Linked DNA regions of Mus musculus: region 2 is linked to region 1. Evidence: chromatin contacts called from ENCODE Hi-C or POLR2A ChIA-PET data. All regions are on one chromosome and are shown on one strand. Each heading gives the region's core, a stretch centred on a gene start or an enhancer-like site at or near the end of the contact. The rest is flanking DNA. Distances are from core to core; before and after follow the strand shown. Region 1 overlaps Lhpp (phospholysine phosphohistidine inorganic pyrophosphate phosphatase). Region 2 overlaps Fam53b (family with sequence similarity 53, member B).

Region 1 (4,939 bases), core at 1,523-4,022:
CCCTTAGGCCAACATGAAGCCCGTCTTTGCATGCCTGCATCCAGTCATGATGAACCTTAGAGTACACGTTACTGAGACCCTTTGTGCCGAGCACCAGGTCAACCTAGTTAAGGCTGATAACAAGAAACTAAAGAGATGGACCTCTGTGAATCGGAGCCAAAGGGGACATCTTGTAAAGCAGTTGGTTGCAGTTGTGTCGTGGTAAAGCACTGTGGCAGCGACTCTCAGTCTAAGATGTCATCAAAGAGAATGTCAAATGCAAGAAAGGAACAAATAAAAAACATGACTCAAAAAAAAAAAAAATCAACTACATAGAGGCTGGAGAGATGGCTCAGTGGTTAAGAGCACTGACTGCTCTTTGGTCCTGAATTCAATTCCCAGCAACTACATGGTGACTCACAACCATCTCTAATGGGATCAGATGGCCTCTTCTGGCCTGTCTGAAGACAGCGGCTGTGTCCTCATACACATAAAATAAATAAAAATAAATCTCAGAAAAGAAAACCAGCTACATAAACAAAGACGCCCTGTGAAGAATCCTGGTGATCATGGAGGTGCTTCCACCCCAGTGAGGTCAGCACGCTGGCTTTGACAGCGAGATGCTGCTGTTAGGGCGAATTGAGTAACTTAGATTTCTTACAACTCTGGGTGAATCTACACATACCTTGGGAAGTTTACTGACAGTGTATCAAGAAAGAAAATAACCCTTGCATGTAGCATACTAAGGAGATGGCTTCAGTGACCCAACGTAGATGCTAACAATGGGCCTTGAACACATGTTACATGGGGAGGGAGTTTCAGAGTTGCAGAGGTAGGGGCTTGGAGTCAGCCAGCTGTCTGTCTGTCTGTCTGTCTGTCTGTCTGTACATGGGTGTCAGCATCCTTCATGCAGGCATTTGTGGAGTATCTGCTAGGGGTGAATGCTGGACACACGCCCTGCTTCCCCAGTGGGAGGTGGCAGGGTATGGAGTGATTCTGGGCTGGGAGGTATGCCCAGCTGTGGAATCGGAGAGAGTTTTCTTCCTGTTTCTAAATTCCAAAGTTTGGTAGAGTTACATTATTGTTTATTAAGGAAAAGGTTGGATATTGAAAAAGGAAGCCACCTGGTCGATCTCATGTGGCCTGGGAAGCCATTTGGCAGCTGCTCTGGGCTGGAAGGCCTGACCTGCCAAGCTGTGAGAGAACTCGTGACTGGTGCAACTGTTGTGCTGCTGGGCTCTGCCCTGACTTCCCCTGACACGCCCTGTTCCAGCCTGCACTCCCATCAGGCACCAGACCAGAGAGCACTTGAGTGAAGCCACAGCTGTCATAGAAGACAGTGCTGGTTCCACAGCAGTGCCGTCACCCTGTGGTGTGGCTTGTGCCCTGCACCACACGTCTCTAGTGCCCTGTACTGTGCTCCATAAGCATCAGTGAGACCCATCTGAGGCTATGAAGAGACTTCCTCCCTGCCACCCTCGCTCTCCTTCTCTTGGCTTGTAGCATGCCAAGAAACCGTGTGGGTGGGGAGTTTCAGGTTTACAGTACCTTTTGGCTACACTGGAGGGTTTTGCCTGTCTGCCCACTTGTTCTACATCTGCCTACAGAAGTGAGAGCCATCTTCCCTTGCCATCCTTCAGTGGGAGTCTATAAAAGAGTGAAGACCCTTGGGCCAGTGAGATGGCTCATTTACTAGAGGGGCTTGCTGCCAAGCCTGCCAACCTGAATTATAAATTCCTGGGATCTTCATGGTAGAAAGAGAGAAGCATTTTTGTTTTTAAAATCTGTCCTCTGACCTCCACACACACCCTTGGCATGGGTTCTATGACATATGTATCATCCAATAAATTAAAAAAAAGTTTCAGGTATTTTTTAAATTAAAATATAATTACATCATTTTCTTCCTCCCCTTTCCTTCTTCCACCCCTGCTCTTCTCACCTCCCAATCTCTCAAATTCATGACCCCCCTTTTTTTAAAGAGAGAAAGAAAGAAAGAAAGGAAGGAAGGAAGAAAGAAAGAAAGAAAGAAAGAAAGAAAGAAAGAAAGAAAATGTTTGTAAAAAGAATATAGGCATCTATGCACAAGCTGTAATCTCCCAAATACAACCACCAGTGTGTCTCTGCTGCAAGATTTATTTATTTATTTATTTATTTATTTATTTATTTATTTATTTACTTACTTACCTACTTACTTATTTGGGTTTCTCTGTGTATCCCTGGCTGTCCTGGAACTCACTCTGTAGACCAGGCTGGCCTTGAACTCAGAAATCTGCCTGCCTCTGCCTCCCAAGTGCTGGGATTAAAGGCGTTGCAGGCTCTGCTGCAGGTTTTATTTAGGGTTATGGTTTAGTTCCCAGCACTATTTTAAAGTCTGTATCTAGATATCCAGGCTATCACTCAGATCTTGTGTCCTTTGGGGTCTGGTTGCCAGGTTTGATGATGGGCACCTCTAATCCCAGTGCTGAAGAGGCAGTGGGCTACATGGCAACCCCAACAGTAACAAGGAAGCAAGAAGGGAGGGGTGGGGCGAGAACTTGCTGGCACATCCAGGTAGAAGCATCCCATTCATTGTCTCAGGACAGTGACCTTGCTGAAGGTCAGGCGGCAGCTAAGGAGGATGGCTGACAGAGCCAGGACCAAGGCTGCTGACTTCCAGCTGCAGCCGACATGATCTGGTTACAAGAGTGAAGGAGAGAAACCTTTCTGCCTTCAGGAGCCAAGAAAACCAAGGCAACAAAGGCGAGGGCGACCTCTGCTGTCCTCGGAGGGCCTCGGTTACCAGGCTCGGAGGCCCATCCTGTCCCTGGGTGGCCTGGAACTCCAGCCTTGGCAGCTGTGCAGTGTTTGTTATGGGCAGTTACCATGCCACCCTCTGGTATCTCAGCGAGAGAGGCCCAGGGACAGGTGTGGCTGAGCACAGAGATTCCCAGTCTGCCCTAGCCCCCAGACGCACCTTCTCCTCTTACCCCAAGGGGACAGAGCCTCGAGATGACTATGGTATTGAATAGTCTCTAGTTCTTGGCACCTTCTCTCTGCCAGCAGTCTGCTTAGAATGGCTGGGTCCCAGAAGGAACTTATACTCAGTAGGGGTTATCCTTGCCTCCCAGAGACACAAGCCACTTTCCTGTCCGCCAGAGGCCATTAAGCTAGAGAGCAGGAAGGTCATTCCTGCTTCTGTTTGTCCTTGGTGATCTAAGCAGCGTGTGGATGACGGTTGTAGGCCTGAGGGTATTGGGAGCGGCTTGGTAGTACTGTTCATTTTCCTGTGTCCTCGGAGTCATGGTTCATTCACAGCTTGGAACATCCACCATGGAAACGTTTATACCGTGAAAACCAGCTAGTGTGTCAGAGCAGGGGCCCCATCTACAGGAACAATTCACGCCTGCCTAGTCAGGTCTTCTGTGCAGGGTTGATAGGACAACGCCTGCAGAACTCAGGTGTTTGAGGTGGGCAGTTAGCTCTTCTCTCGTATGAAGGAGGCAGAGTCTGGTGAGCAGCTATCAAGAGGTCTGCTTAGAGTTCACTGTAACCATACTGACTCTTTCCACTGTATTTCCCCATACGGGTCGAGAGCAGGGTCCTGCTCCATTTCTTTACTGTAGGCACAGGCCTAGAAAAATGTACCCCAGTAGGCATCCAGAGCCTGCATCCATCCAGCTCTCCTTCAGATGGTGCCAGCCAGATGCTGGAACCCCCAGCCCCAGGCAGAGCTCTCTGTCGTCCTTGTGTCCCAGGCCCCTGCCAAGAGCAGTGTGGGTGAGGATGAGGGCATTTCTCTGGGACTCTGGAAACACAGAGCTGGGGTTTGTGCCTTGGTGCCCCCGGAAGGTGTGGTCCCTTGTAGCTCCGCTTCTGTCCACCCCTGCCTCTTGCCCCATCCTCTGATGTTGTGATTGTATTTGAATTGATTGTCCCTAAAGAGGACTTCAAGATCCCAGGGGACTTAGTCCTTCCTTGACTGCTCTGTAGCCACAGGCCCGGGTTTACCCAAGGTAAGGATTGCTAAGTAAGAGAGACAGTGCAACCCAGGTGATGCCTGCAGCTCTCAGACTAGCCAAAGGACTCTGGCCATCCAATCCCAGCTAGCCTTCAGCTCTCCTCTCCTGGCTTGAGGCTCCTCCATTTATACATGGGCATATACATGGGAAGGGAACAGAAAATACAAACCTAATTCTTGGCCTGACACCCAGCCTAGAACAATGCTTGTAAATGCCTAGTGTCATGGCCTCCGGGGTCACTGGTGTCTCCAGCTGATCGTAATCCACCGCTCCAGTTTGACAGTGGACAGAACTATTGACAAAGGACACTTGACCTCTTACATTGCTGACTGTCACTTAGGACCTCTGCTAAGCTGAAGTGTTATTCACAACATACATGATCACGTGTCTACACATGCATCCATATAATACACAAGCAGACATTTAGGCATGCACTTCTGTAAGTGCACAGATGTAGTGCTCACATGCCCACACCCATGTACAAGCAGCTATTGGATGTTATTAGCTTTGATGCACATGTTAAGTAGATGCATTTCTTCTTTAAATTATCTTCACTAAAAAGCAAGTGTCATAAGGATACCGTCTGCCTTCTGCCTTCCTTCCAGACAGGATGCTACTGGGTGGCCCTGACTGAATTGCAACTCTGTCCTCAGTCTCCCTAGTGCTATCTGTAGATGTAAGCCACCTCGCCTGGCTCTAGTTGGTATATCTTGACAGAGCAAGACACATCCCTGTAACCAGCCCCCTATGAAGAAACAGGATGTGTCCAGCTTACACAAGACCCCTGCCTCTCTCTGGGGTAACTACTTTCCTATACTTTTTCCACAGGGAGCACTGCATTATGGGTAATTTGGGGTCTGGAGTTTTTGTTGTTGTTTGTTTTGTTGTTTTTGTATTTTGTTTATTTGTTTATTTATTTTTGGTTTTTCAAGACAGGGTTTCTCTGTATAGCCCTGGCTGTC
Region 2 (4,616 bases), core at 1,349-3,848, 38 kb after region 1:
TGCTTGCTGATGAGTGTGCCCCATGGGTATTGGGGTTCTCTCCCCCACCCCCCTTTTTTTTCCTGAGCAGTGACCAAGCTGGCTCTCCTTGGCTGGTCTCTCCAGATAAGCTGGGTTTTCTCTTTCTGCCAAGGAGTGGGCTTCAGGCCCTATATGATCTGGTCAGAGACCACACTATCCTCTGAGCCACAGTGAACTCAGAGAAATGGTCCTTAAAGTGACTCTTCCAAGGAGTCTCTAGGAGTAAAAGAGAGAGTGGAGACTCAAGGTCTAGCCTGTGTCTTATGCTCTTTCTGAAGACGGATTCTAAGATGCTCCCTCCAGCCTTGCCTGCAATCCCGTGAAGATGGCCTGTGGTGACCTCGGGGCTGCAATCATCCAGTGCTCAGCTGTCCTCTCCCTCCTGAGAGGATCCATTCCTACTCCCCTAGAGGACTACCCTCTTGCCTTGATGTTTCTCAGGGTGGCAGCACTACCCAGCAGCACAGCCTCCCCTTCTCTTGATCTTCAGCTACCTAGCAGTCAGCCACAAGGGACTCATCTGCCTCTGACTCTTACATCCTTAGCAGGTGGAACAGGCAGGAAGAAAGCCTCCTGCAGATCTCTTTAAAATGGGAAGACCCAACCATGTGCTGAGTCTACAGGGTGCTCAGGGACCCACCTTACAAGCCAGTGTGATTATCATTATCACACCAGCTTTTCCATGGATAATAGGCAGACTGAGCATTTTGCACCAAGTTTTGGGGTTGTAGGAGCATTATTACGTAGGAAATACAACCAAAAAGTTAAAAAAACAAAAAACAAAAAACAGTAGCCACTTGAAGGTCACTGCCCAGGTTGGGCATTTTGTGGGGAGGGACTTTTCCCTACCCACATTTTGGGAAAGAGCTGCTCTCCCAGAAGCCCGTTGGCCCACCATTCCGTGTATAGACAGGGGGCCTACTTAGTGATTGGGAACATCCCTAGATGGGTGGACCCCTGAACCAGCCGGGCTTGGGGACTGCAGAACGCTGAGGCCTACTGCTGTCAGACAACAGGGCATCGAGTGAGCCCAAGCCTGGCTGCGAACAGGATCCTATTTTCAGAAGACCTCATATTTGGTGCAGGAGACAGCAGTGTGGGGAGGCATCAGGACAGAGTCCTGTGCATGTTGTCAACTTGAGCTGGGGCAGGGCTAGAACGAGGCTGGTACCACTGGAGAGTAGGAGGTGCAGGTTAGGGGGGCAGTTGGGTCATTCAAGGCCATTGTGAATCTAAGGAGCAGGACTGTGCTTGTGGCCTTCCTGCCCTCTGTCCTGCTATTGTGAACTACTTACCGTATATGAAAGGCAGAAGGCTGGTGTCCTAGGAAGACTGAATGGCCAGCCTGGGACCTTGCTCTCACGCCCTGATTTTAACTGTGTATATGGTGTGTGGGTGTGTGCCAGTGTGTATGTGGTGGCCTTTACCTGCCAAGCTACGCCCACCCCCAACCACAAAGGGTGGCTTTGTGGGGGGAGTTCTGAGACAGGATCCTGATATTTAGCCCAAGCTGACCTTAAATACGCAATCCTCTTGCTTCAGCCTCCAGAGTGCTGACTAGGGTTACAGATATGTGCCACCACTCTGGAACACTTCTTTTTTCTTTCATATGTGTGTGTGTATGTATGTATGTATGTATGTATGTATGTAGTTTATGGATGTTCTGCCTGCATGTCCCTATGCCATGTACACTGCCACTGTATCCCCTGGAACTATATATATAATCCAGATGATTATGGCTCCTGTATGGGCGCTGAGGATTGACTCTGGGTCCTCTGGTTAACCACGGAGCCATCTCTCTGTCCACCGCCTCTTAAGATACACACTCACATATAGTTTGACAAGGGATCTGTTGCCAAAGCAGCAAAACAGAAGAGTGGTCCAGGATGTCACCTCCAGACTATGATGGTCTGGCCATAGCAGAGGCTCTGGGAGAACATTCCATGGTCAGTTACAGGGACCAACACTGGGTGACAGACATTAAGTGTACCTCTCTGCTGGGGTCCTCAGGACTGCAGACACAGTGCTCTCCTGAGCTGTAGTTACTCAGGTGTCTGGTTTGGAGGGTAAGCACTGGATTGTGTGCCCATCCCAGGGGTGAATTGTGTGTTCTAGTATCTCCACAGCCCAAGAAGCAGAGCTCTGAACTGCGCTGCCCTCCGCGGGGGCGAGGCCCTGAGCTGACAGCCCAGCTCTACGGCCTCCAGGGTCTCTTTAGTGGCCTGCCTCTCAGCCAGGGCAGCTTCCTCTCCTGCTCCCTTGGAAGTAGCAGCACACCATGCCCCCCCCCCCCCATGCCAATGTCTCTGGCTCCTCTGCGGCTCCCTGCGATGGCGGCTGTGGCTATGGGCAGCAGTTACTCCCACAGCCACCCAGCATTTCGCCTTCTCTCTGAGGCATGGGGACAGAAGTCCGTCCCGCAGTTCTCCCAGTCCAGAGCTGACAGGAGAGCTGCTGGTTCACTGCCCCCAACAAAAAGCACACAGCCATGCGCAGGCAGCCGGGTGTTGGACCAGGAAGCTTTATTTACACAGTAAAAGGAACAAGCAAATTCCTGAGACTAGAGTGGCTGTAGTGCAAGACAGTCACGGCCTGTCAGGGGGGGAGGCAGGCGATGGTGCGTGGTGCTAACGAGCAGACCCAGCATGGGCAGCCTACAGGCTGCAGCCCTGATGGGTTCTGGCTCACCACGCCATTCACCACACTGCCTCAAACAGTACCGCTGCTGCTGCTGCTGCTGCTGCTGCTGCCTGGCTGGGACGGCACACGTGGCCCTAGCACGGCCTGTGGGCTCATCTGTCCCTGACCCCTGGGTGCCCCCAAACACTGACGATGCAGTTCATTTGCCAATGAGACTATGCTACGTCAGGCTATCCTATCTAGCCTAAAGGAGCTCCATCAGTCTGCAATTCTAGAGTATCTTTCTCTGCCTCCTTCAGAGGCCTGGCACCAGGGGCAGGGGTGGGACCAGCAGCATGGGCATGGCAAGGGGCAGCATCATGGGTTGTATGGGCGGAGCGTCCCTGAGCCCTGGCCCCTGGCTTACGTTTTAAGTGGCCATCATTCAAGTAATTTTAACCACATCAGTGGAAATGGGTTGCAGGATCCAGGGGTGAGTTCTAACTGCTGTGAACACTAAATGAACCCATAATAAAATATGGCCATTGGTCTGCATAGGAGACCCATCTAGAAACTGGGGGAGTGAGCATGTCCTGTTTAATGTGGGCCTTCATTTTATTTAACTTTCTGCATACAAATTTAGAAAACTTTCCTGCTACAAAAAAAAATTTTTTTTTTAAAGTAAGGCTTTCTGAGAATACACATCTGCATGTGTGGGCAGAACAAGTTCCATGGACCTACATGAAGGGAGCCCGTGGTGCTGGCCAGCTTCTACCTTCACCACCCAGGAGTAAGGCAGGAGTGGGCAGTCATGTAAACTGTCTAGGCTGCTACCCTGAACTCAGGTCAGGTACCCGGCTTAGGGCAACTCTGTCGGTTCAGTGGCTTCTGGAGTGAACGGGATGTCACGTGCTAAGAGGCCCAGTCGGCTTTGGTGGAGGCTGCCTAGGCAGGTGAGTGGTGAAGCCCACCCTCAGCTTCTCTGGGGTGTGGCACTCGGGTGAGCCAGTCTGCCTGCTGCCTGTGCTGCCACGCACACAGGAGACAGAGTGGACCTCCCAGGTGAACCTTCTTCCAGGAGATCCAAGACCAGAGGTCTGGGGGCCAGTGAATGGGGTGGATGAATGGGTCTGTCTGGGTCACACAACTGCTGAAAGCTGACTGGAAACCTTCTAGACAAAACCTGCTTTACTTGATGAAAAGAACATCAGAAAGCAAATGAACACACTAGGCAGAAAAGCTACCACCATCTTTTCTGGCTGCTTTTGCTGGGTGCTTGGACTGAGGCCTTAGTGGGACAGGGACATCAAGAAAAGCCTGAGGAAACTGCAAAGGGCCAACCCCCACCCCGGGTTTGGAGTACTGCCGCCCAGGGAACAGTCTCCTAGAGGCAGGAAGCAAAGATGAAGCTGTCACTCAGCAAGTTCCTGTTTGTCCTTCCGCCAGCAGGCTCAAGAGAGCTAGTCTACGGACAAGCCGGCCACACATCAGCCTTAAGACACACACCTGCCACCAGGAGCTCAGGTCCCAGTCCTCAGGAGAGGCAGCTGGCAACTGTTCTGTGCTTTGGCCTTAACAGCCTGTGTGAAGCAGACCAGGGGACAGAGCCCAGCCTCTCCTTTCCTGGGGGGTGGGGGAGTGGGAATAGCTTTAGGGACCATAAAGTTCTTTCAGATAACAGAATCCCTCACTGTGGGCTTTCTGGGAACCAGGGCACTGGGGTGTGCATCCCACGCCCTCTCAACTACCTTCCTCTGTGATCCACCAGGCAGGGCTTGTAGGTCATGCCTCCACCAGCTTTCTACTTTGCTTTCTCAGTGCCCCCAAGGCCAGCTGGGCCCCGACCACCACCACAGGGACCCACCAGGCTACCCAACCTGGGGTTATAGGAGCGGGGCTTCCTGTACTTTGGGTCTGGTTTTAGAGAAACATTGCCTTATACATCAGAACTTGAGCCTCGGTTCTTCTGGTGTATG

The links. Hi-C counts contacts between places; a loop is a spot of excess contacts on that map. ChIA-PET counts read pairs that join two places held with the same protein, here RNA polymerase II (POLR2A).
Region 2: a loop to region 1 is called in a map of heart, with 3 times the contacts of the local background. The contact joins two enhancer-like sites. A Hi-C loop is called at or near these places in 8 of 37 maps with a recorded cell type or tissue (T-helper 17 cell, gastrocnemius and heart). POLR2A ChIA-PET finds 5 or more read pairs at or near these places in 1 of 5 experiments (Patski).

The regions. Positions count from the first base shown.
Region 1 is chr7:132,671,404-132,676,342 of GRCm38, forward strand. All of the region lies in intron 6 of Lhpp (phospholysine phosphohistidine inorganic pyrophosphate phosphatase), which reads left to right. Among named protein-coding and RNA genes, the nearest start is that of Lhpp, 63 kb to the left of the region's middle. Within about 2 kb of position 2,773, at least 1 of the 3 ENCODE cell types and tissues checked has a DNase peak (open chromatin) inside an H3K27ac peak, as active enhancers do; it is heart, where a contact is called at or near this core.
Region 2 is chr7:132,709,558-132,714,173 of GRCm38, forward strand. Fam53b (family with sequence similarity 53, member B) reads right to left here. Exons shown (of 5, transcript NM_001381858.1): 5 at 2,527-4,616. Among named protein-coding and RNA genes, the nearest start is that of Lhpp, 100 kb to the left of the region's middle. Within about 2 kb of position 2,599, at least 1 of the 3 ENCODE cell types and tissues checked has a DNase peak (open chromatin) inside an H3K27ac peak, as active enhancers do; it is heart, where a contact is called at or near this core.